2 separate regions of the Homo sapiens genome follow, and region 1 is linked to region 2. Evidence: chromatin contacts called from ENCODE Hi-C or POLR2A ChIA-PET data. All regions are on one chromosome and are shown on one strand. Each heading gives the region's core, a stretch centred on a gene start or an enhancer-like site at or near the end of the contact. The rest is flanking DNA. Distances are from core to core; before and after follow the strand shown. Region 1 overlaps QSOX1 (quiescin sulfhydryl oxidase 1). Region 2 overlaps CEP350 (centrosomal protein 350).

Region 1 (3,807 bases), core at 1,074-3,573, 76 kb before region 2:
CCAATTTCCCTCAAAATATTTGATCTCCTTTTTCCTCCTCATGCCATTCTGACTCTCAGTGGCCTTCCCGGGGATAGAGCATGTGAAATCCTGCTGCGTCCCGCAAACATTTTGAGGGAAGGTAGCAAGAAACAGCAGCAGGTACAACCTGGAGAAGCCCCATCCATCTTTTCCTTCCCACCTGGTGGGATGGACCCTTGCACCATCAGTCAGCCCCAGAAAAACAGGGCTCTTCAGCAGGACCTGTGCGATAGGAAGCCCACCACCAGCCATCAGCTGCCACTTGGTTCTGGAGTAGCTCCAGCAGACTGGTGTGTGAGCCCCACAGGCAAAGGCAGCAAGGAAAATAAACTGGGGTCCCCGCCCTGCTGTTCCCACCACCCTCTCACTCCCAGGCCTGGGATCCTGGCCCACAATGCACTAAGCCTGCCCCAGCCCAAAGTACTTGGCAGGCTCCAGTGGGGGACAGGCTGGGGGCCACGTGTCATGATGGGACTCCAGGGCGTCAATGAGCCTCTCCCGCAGTGTCTGCACGTCAGCACCAGCCACTGTAAATGAAAACAGGCGTGAGCGGAGTGTCAGGAGAGCAGAGCTGCTTCCACAGCACACTGGCCACCTTCACTCCCAGAAACAAAGGGCCGAGGGCACAGCCAGCTCTGACAGAGACAGACGAGGCGTCAGTCCTTCCCTGTGCTAGAAGAATGGGGCTTGAGTAGTCCTCCTGTGGCCCCAAGTAGTGCAAGGACACCCATCCCTCAGACAGGAAAGAATCCCTCAGAACTGGGAGTCGTCAGGACTTTCCCCAAGGGCTCTGGTCTGCTCTCTGGGCGCCAACCCCATTGTGACAGAAGAGCTCTTCTGGGAACATGGTGCCCCTGCCCCGACCCTAGGGCCCTGGATATGTCCAACCTGAAGGGCTTCTTCATCCTGCCTTTCCCTAAAGCTGACTGGGAGGATAGTTTTGGGAAGACACAAGTTAGGCTTCCCGTGGGGACCGCCTCACCCTCGACCCTGCCGACTGCCAGGGCTTTCTCCACCCCAATAGAAACCCAGGTGAAGAGGGAGGTTGGGGGAGGAAGATGCTAACAGGACAACCAGAGCTGGGCACCCACCTGGAAATACTGCTCCCGAGCCGTTCTTGGTAAAGGCCTTGAAGAACTGGAAGCAAACACACAGGTGGGCATCAGTAATAGATAGTGGCCAAGAGTGCAGCCACGCAGGCCTGCTCTGAAAATCTGCCTACTTATTCAATGCGGTGGCTGGGCAAATCACTTAATGTTGTTGAGCCTGTTTCTTTTTTCTTTCTTTCTTTTTTTTTTTTTGAGACAGAGTCTCGCTCTGTCGCTCAGGCTGGAGTGCAGTGGCGCGATCTCGGCTCACTGCAAGCTCTGCCTCCCAGGTTCAAGGGACTCTCCTGCCTCAGCTTCCCAGGTAGCTGGGACTACAGGCGCCCACCACCACACTCGACTAATTTTTTTTGTGTGTATTTTTAGTAGAGATGGGGTTTCACTGTGTTGGCAAGGCTGATCTCGAACTCCTGACCTGTGATCTGCCCGCCTCAGCCTCCCAAAGTGTCAGGATTATAGGCGCCTGGCCGAGCCTGTTTCTTCATCTGTAAAATGGTGAATTGGGGGGAGTTGGGGGGAGGTTGCTCTAGGAGCTGGACACTGGCTCCCTCCCCTGTTACCCTCCCACACCCCTCAGAAGCATCCATGGATCCTGTGGGCAGCAGTTCATACACTTTCCTCCTCGAGGGCCATTTCTATGCAGCACAGTACCTAGCATGTAATTACTAACCAATATTTATCGAATGGATGAGTGATGAAGTACCACTGCTGTTTTCCTTTGCAGACTCATCTGAAAACATGAAGTGCAGGCACTTCCTACGTCCCTTGGGAAATGTCAGCTTGCTTCTATGTCAATGTGCCCTTGCTCCTTACTTGGGAAAAGGGGCTTACAGGCTGCTGTCTCTGTCCACTAAGTCCCAGCCCAGCACAGCAGACACAGTCAAGGAAGGGGTCTCCAGAACAGGTTCTCTTGAAGCGGGGACCTGAGTCCCTGGGGAAACATGCCTTGCTACAGACTAGCTGATTTAACTCACCACTTTGTCCTCTTTTCCCATGTACATGACACCCCAAGCCTAGTCTGTCACCTCCTTGGGGCAAGAGGACAGACCGAACAGAGCCTGACTCCTGGCAATCTGGGCTTCTGCCCAGGCGGCAAGACAGCTGCCAAGGCTTTTGCCTGCGCTCTTCCGATTCAGGAGGGAACACAGTTGAGTTGTCCTGGAAGCCGGCCACTGAACTGCCTAGGGGAGAGCCTGCAGGCTGGGAAGAGGCTTCTTCCTGTGGGACTCTAGCCTCGGGGCCACTTTTCACTACCTTGGACTTCTGCCTCCAACAGCCAAACACTGGTTTCCTTCTCCCTCCTTGGGATAGAGCTGTTTGGCCTTATCCCAAGCTGGCAGCTGAGAACAGGCCCCGGGCTCTGGCAGACCTCGTTCAAGGACTGGTTCTGCTTTGCTCTTGCTGTGTGACCTTGGGCAACGCATCAACTGCTCCGAACCTTTGTGTTCTCATCTTTGAAATGAGGATGACACCATCTACCTTGAAGACTTGTGAGGATTCCATGACCATACATCTAAAGTGCTTAGCATGGTACCTAGTGCATACATCAAGGAACTGGTACATGTTAACTGTACCATCATCACCCACCACCAGCATCCCCTTCCCTCCTTCATACCTTTTAAACACTAGGAACCATGATCAGCTAGGACTTGTTTGTTACAGACATTTGTAGGCAGAAAATCTGGAAGCCACCTGCTACCCTCTCCCACATGAGGAACAAAGGCTGCAGAGAAGCCACCTGTCTCTCCCCATCTGCAACCTTCTGCTCCCTGTGACCTCCCCCGGGCCCTTACTCCTGCTCACTGCTTTACTCTCTCTTTTCAAAACATTAATATAAACTTTTATTGTGGATGAAAACCATCCACTTATACATACCACACATATTTAAATAGCGTTCTTTACAGTTATTTAATTTTATTGGCCTATTAAAATTATGTTATCCTAATACTTAAGAAAATGATCATAAATTTCCTTGATTAGGAGATCGTATTGATAATGTAAGTTACGGCATTTATGGACTGACACTTTTTCATGAACAAAATTGAAGATACATCTATTTGGGGTTTGGTTTGCCGACAAATAATAAACCAGGTCAGGTGCAGTGGCTCGCACCTGTAATCCCAGCACTTTGGGAGACCTAGGAGGGAGGATCACTTGAACCCTGGAGTTCAAGACCACCCTAGGCAACACAGTGAGGCCCCATCTCTACAAAAAGTTAAAAATTAAAAATAAATAAAATTTAAAAACAAAAAAGAAACCCGAGGGTGATGTTGCGCTGCAGTTATTCATGGTGATGGTGCTCTTGTTTATTTACAGACAGGTTACACTTTGACTGGTTTCTACATATATGAGAACAACACTGACATCATGAAGCCTTGAGATGGGTGGCTTTCCCACAGCTACAGCTGTTATTTTCACCTCTGAAAAGTAATATGGTCATTTTTTTGTCATCAACCATCAGGTCACCCACATCTGAGCAGGTGCCCATATTAAAAGAGGCTTGCATTACTTCTACCAAAAGGCAGCCTCTCCAGGACGGGTGCAGTGGCTCATGCCGGTAATCCCAGCACTTTGGGAGGCCGAGGTGGGCGGATCACTTGAGGTCAGGAGTTTGAGACCAGCCTGGCCAACAGGGTAAAACCCCGTCTCTACTAAAAATATAAAAATTAGCCAAATTTGG
Region 2 (3,931 bases), core at 15-2,514:
CAGCTACTCGGGAGGTTGAGGCATGAGAATCACTTGAACCTGGGAGGCAGAGGCTGCAGTGAGCAGAGATTGTGCCACCACACTCCAGCCAGGGTGACAGAGCGAGACTGTGTCTCAAAAAAAAAAAAAAAAAAAAAAATCAAATAAGGCATAAGAATGATAAACTATAAAATACTAAGCAAATGTTATCTAGTACAGTTATTACTGAGTAAATGAAACACTAGAGAGGTACATACATGAGAACGGTGATAAATTTAAGTATTACACTTTTTTTCATTATATAAATGTCAATATAGATAAAAGGTCCAGAATTAAAATGTTTAGAGTGAAACCTGAATTTTTCTTTTTTTCTTTTTTGATAAACACTTTCCTAATGTTACAGAAATATATTGCAAAACCAAATAAATCCTATCCAGGGAATGTTCTGGATAATGATAATAGTGATGATGATGAGGTAACAGCTATTATTTACTGAGTTGTATATGAGGAACTATTCTAAGTGCTTTACACATATACTTATTTAATTTTCTTAATAATTTTATCAGGTAAGTACTATTATTGTTACCTTCACTTTGCACAAAAATGTTAGACAAATTTGTCCAAGATTACACATCAAGAGATTTAAACATGGGCAGTCAGGCTCCAGAGTCCACACTGGTCTCTTTTCAATTCACTACCTTAAACTTTGCTTCCATTTGAGTAAATTTCTCAAGTTCTACATAAAATACTATTGATCAAGTTAAATGTTCATCTACTGAGTACAAAAGAAAATAGTTAACAAAACTGAGGGGTAGAAATGCAGCAAGTAAAGGCTTTAAGATTTTAATACCATAGATTTAAGAATAAGTCTATCCCTTTTCCTTTTAGAATCTAACTGCATTCTGAGTTTAAAAGATATGGTCAAAATAAAAACAGTTTGGTTGTATACACTGACCAGGATATGATCCACTCGGTCTCTTTTCTTTCTTCCAAATTTCATCATTTTCTGCCAATCTGTTTTGTGGTTTGGCTCCTTTTTAAGACTGAACAACTTGAGTACTTCACTTGCTATGAAGCTCTGTGGAAACAAGACAAATACACGAAACACAAACAACAGAAATTCCTGAGTTTCATGTGTTTACAATGCAGTAAACAGATTCACGATAAGAATATAATATTTACAATAAAATTATCATACAAATTTCTTCCACTTACAGTTCCACATAGCAATTTGAAGGGAAAAGCATTCCAAATGCTGAGACTTTATTCACTTACGCAACATATAAAAGTAAAACCTAGCTGGGCACGGTGACTCACGTCTGTAATCCCAGCACTCTCTGAAGCCAAGGCAGGAGAATCACTTGAGCCCAGGAGTTTGAGACCAGCCTGAGCAACATAGTGAGAGACCTCATCTCTACAAAAAATATATAAAATTAGCTGGGCATGGTGGTACATGACTGTAGTTCTGGCTACTCAGGAGGGTGAGGTGGGAGAACTGATTGAGCCCAGGAGGTCCAGACTGCAGTGAGCTGAGATTGCACCACTGCACTCCAGCCTAGGTGACAAAGCGAGATCTTATCTAAAAATAACAACAACAACAACAACAACAAAGTAAAACCCACTGATTAATCTGCAAAGAAAAATCACTTTAGAGTTTACTTAAGAACTACCATGCTGGGTGCGGTGGCTCACGCCTGTAATCCCAGCACTTTGAAAGGCCAAGGCGGCGGATCACCTGAGGTCGGGAGTTCGAGACCAGCCTGACCAACATGGAGAAACCCTGTCTCTACTAAAAATACAAAATTAGCTGGGTGAGGTAGCGCATGCCTGTAATCCCAGCTACTCAGGAGGCTGAGGCAGGAGAATCACTTGAATCCAGGAGGCGGAGGTTGCAGTGGGCTGAGATCACGCCATTGTACTCCAGCCTGGGCAACAAGAGTGAAACTCCACCTCAAGAAAAACAAAGAAAAAACAACAACAAAACTACCATTAGCTAACTTCAAGCTGGCAAAACTACTAAAGAAAGCATAAAATAAATCTCTGAATTGGAAAAATCTCAAAGAAATTTTTGGGGACAATGTAATGTGAGAAAAGCAAAAGACTTTGGGATAGTTTATTTTGAAGCACCAAAACTCAAATATGTTAAATTAAAAAATATCAACACTTCAGTATGAGAAGCATAATAATTTTACTACTAACAATATTTGAACTATCACCCTTAAAAACTTTACAAAATGTTATGTCAATATTAAAATTAGTGGGCATTTATTGTATGCTATATTGATGCATGTAGTTTGATTGTTGGTATATATTATATATCTTGTCTTACCTCAACTTAATGTTATTAATAATTTATTTTGTTACTTTTATGGTTGTTCTGTTAAAAAAACAATGTTCTTAACAGGGGAAGGGACACATTTATGAATCAGAATCACCTGGAAAGATTCTCAAAGTACCAACGTGCCCGGAAATTCCATCACTCCCTACCTGTTCACAGACACACATAGCATTCAAGCATTTTCAATTGTGAAAGGGTAGAAGGAATGGAGTATACAATGTGTTTTTAAAAAGCTAGTTACTTTAAGCCAGGGGATGGCCAATTTTTTCTGTAAAAAATCAGACTGTAAATATTTTAGGCTTTGCGGGCCATGTGGTCTTTGTCACAACTATTCAATTCCACTGTTGTAGTTACATGTAGTTGTAACATGTAAACAACTAGGTATGGCTGTGGTCCAACAAAACTTTATTTATAAAAACATACAGGGGCCTGGATTTGGCTTATGGGCCATAGTTTGCCAACCCCTGAGGTAAGCATACATCCCATCTCATAAATATCTGTTGGTGTTCTATAAGTATAAAATATTTTTAAAGGCTTTCTGTGATCAAATAAGTTTGGGAAATACAAGTTTAAAGCTTTGCTACTCAGCGTGGTCCTGGGACCAGCAGGACCAGCAGGACCAGCAGGACCAGCATGACTTGAGAGCTTGTTGGAAATGCAGAATTTCAGGTCCTACTCCAGACCTACTAAATCAGAATCTCCATTTCAACAAGATCCTCAGATCATTCACATGCACATTAAAAGTTGAGAATCACTGCTCTGGAAATATAACCTTTGCCGTAAAGAAACATGTGACTAGGCAGAGCAGATTGCCAGCAATGTGACTTTAAAGTTCATAGTCCTTGTAGCTTCTGGACAAAGGTTTACAAAGGTTTCTTAGATAACAAAATAAATATTTTTACGTATCACATTACTATCCTACATAGTTCAAAACCACATTACCAATTTGAAACCTCCAAAGTCAAAGATAAAGAAGTTAACACCTATGTGTCCAGGGCTGGCATATTGAAAAGACATATATATGACACGTATTCATATGTACTTTTAGAACATTATACCTATCTCTAAAGCCCCCAAAACTTACCTAAAACTCCTATTAGTTGCAATAATTTATCTCCCTAGGTATTTCCTAATTTTTCTTAAATATTATAATTATGTATATAGAGAAAATGACTGGTAAAAGAATTTTTTTTTTTTTTTGCACAAACTTGAGGATTCAGCCCTTTCACTCATTCCAATCCCTCCACTGTTCATGGATTCAGTAAGTCAACAAATCTTTATTGAATACCCACTATGGAACAGGTCCTGAAGACACAAAGGTTAATCATACAGAAGAGCACCTGCTTTTACAACATTTACAGATATGTGTAAATGAACAGCAAGTCAAAAAAGAAGACACTTTATAGTTTGCAGTTTACCTTGATTTCATCAAGGTTATTTGGATTTTTCACTCGTCGGAAATAACTAGAGTTGATTCTACATGGCTTCATCCAGACAGGTTGATTTAAGTTGGGATCCTCAGCAAATATTTCCTCAAAAATCTCTTTTGTTAAATCAAAAACCGCCTTGATAGAGAAAAACAAAACAAAACAAAACAAAATGGCTAAGAATCCA

The links. Hi-C counts contacts between places; a loop is a spot of excess contacts on that map. ChIA-PET counts read pairs that join two places held with the same protein, here RNA polymerase II (POLR2A). Pooled maps may share reads with other maps.
Region 1: a loop to region 2 is called in a map of CD8-positive, alpha-beta T cell, with 5 times the contacts of the local background. The contact joins two enhancer-like sites. A Hi-C loop is called at or near these places in 29 of 168 maps with a recorded cell type or tissue (CD14-positive monocyte, CD4-positive, alpha-beta T cell, CD4-positive, alpha-beta memory T cell and 18 more), 3 of 37 single-sample maps with no recorded cell type and 24 of 50 pooled maps. POLR2A ChIA-PET finds 5 or more read pairs at or near these places in 5 of 52 experiments (AG04450, MCF 10A, PC-9 and 2 more).

What each region holds. Positions count from the first base shown.
Region 1 is chr1:180,172,672-180,176,478 of GRCh38, reverse strand. It overlaps QSOX1 (quiescin sulfhydryl oxidase 1), which reads right to left. Exons shown (of 12, transcript NM_002826.5): 3 at 1,113-1,158; 4 at 446-548. Among named protein-coding and RNA genes, the nearest start is that of QSOX1, 20 kb to the right of the region's middle. Within about 2 kb of position 2,323, at least 17 of the 41 ENCODE cell types and tissues checked have a DNase peak (open chromatin) inside an H3K27ac peak, as active enhancers do.
Region 2 is chr1:180,095,989-180,099,919 of GRCh38, reverse strand. CEP350 (centrosomal protein 350) reads right to left here. Exons shown (of 38, transcript NM_014810.5): 36 at 3,736-3,882; 37 at 935-1,057. Among named protein-coding and RNA genes, the nearest start is that of QSOX1, 57 kb to the left of the region's middle. Within about 2 kb of position 1,264, at least 5 of the 41 ENCODE cell types and tissues checked have a DNase peak (open chromatin) inside an H3K27ac peak, as active enhancers do.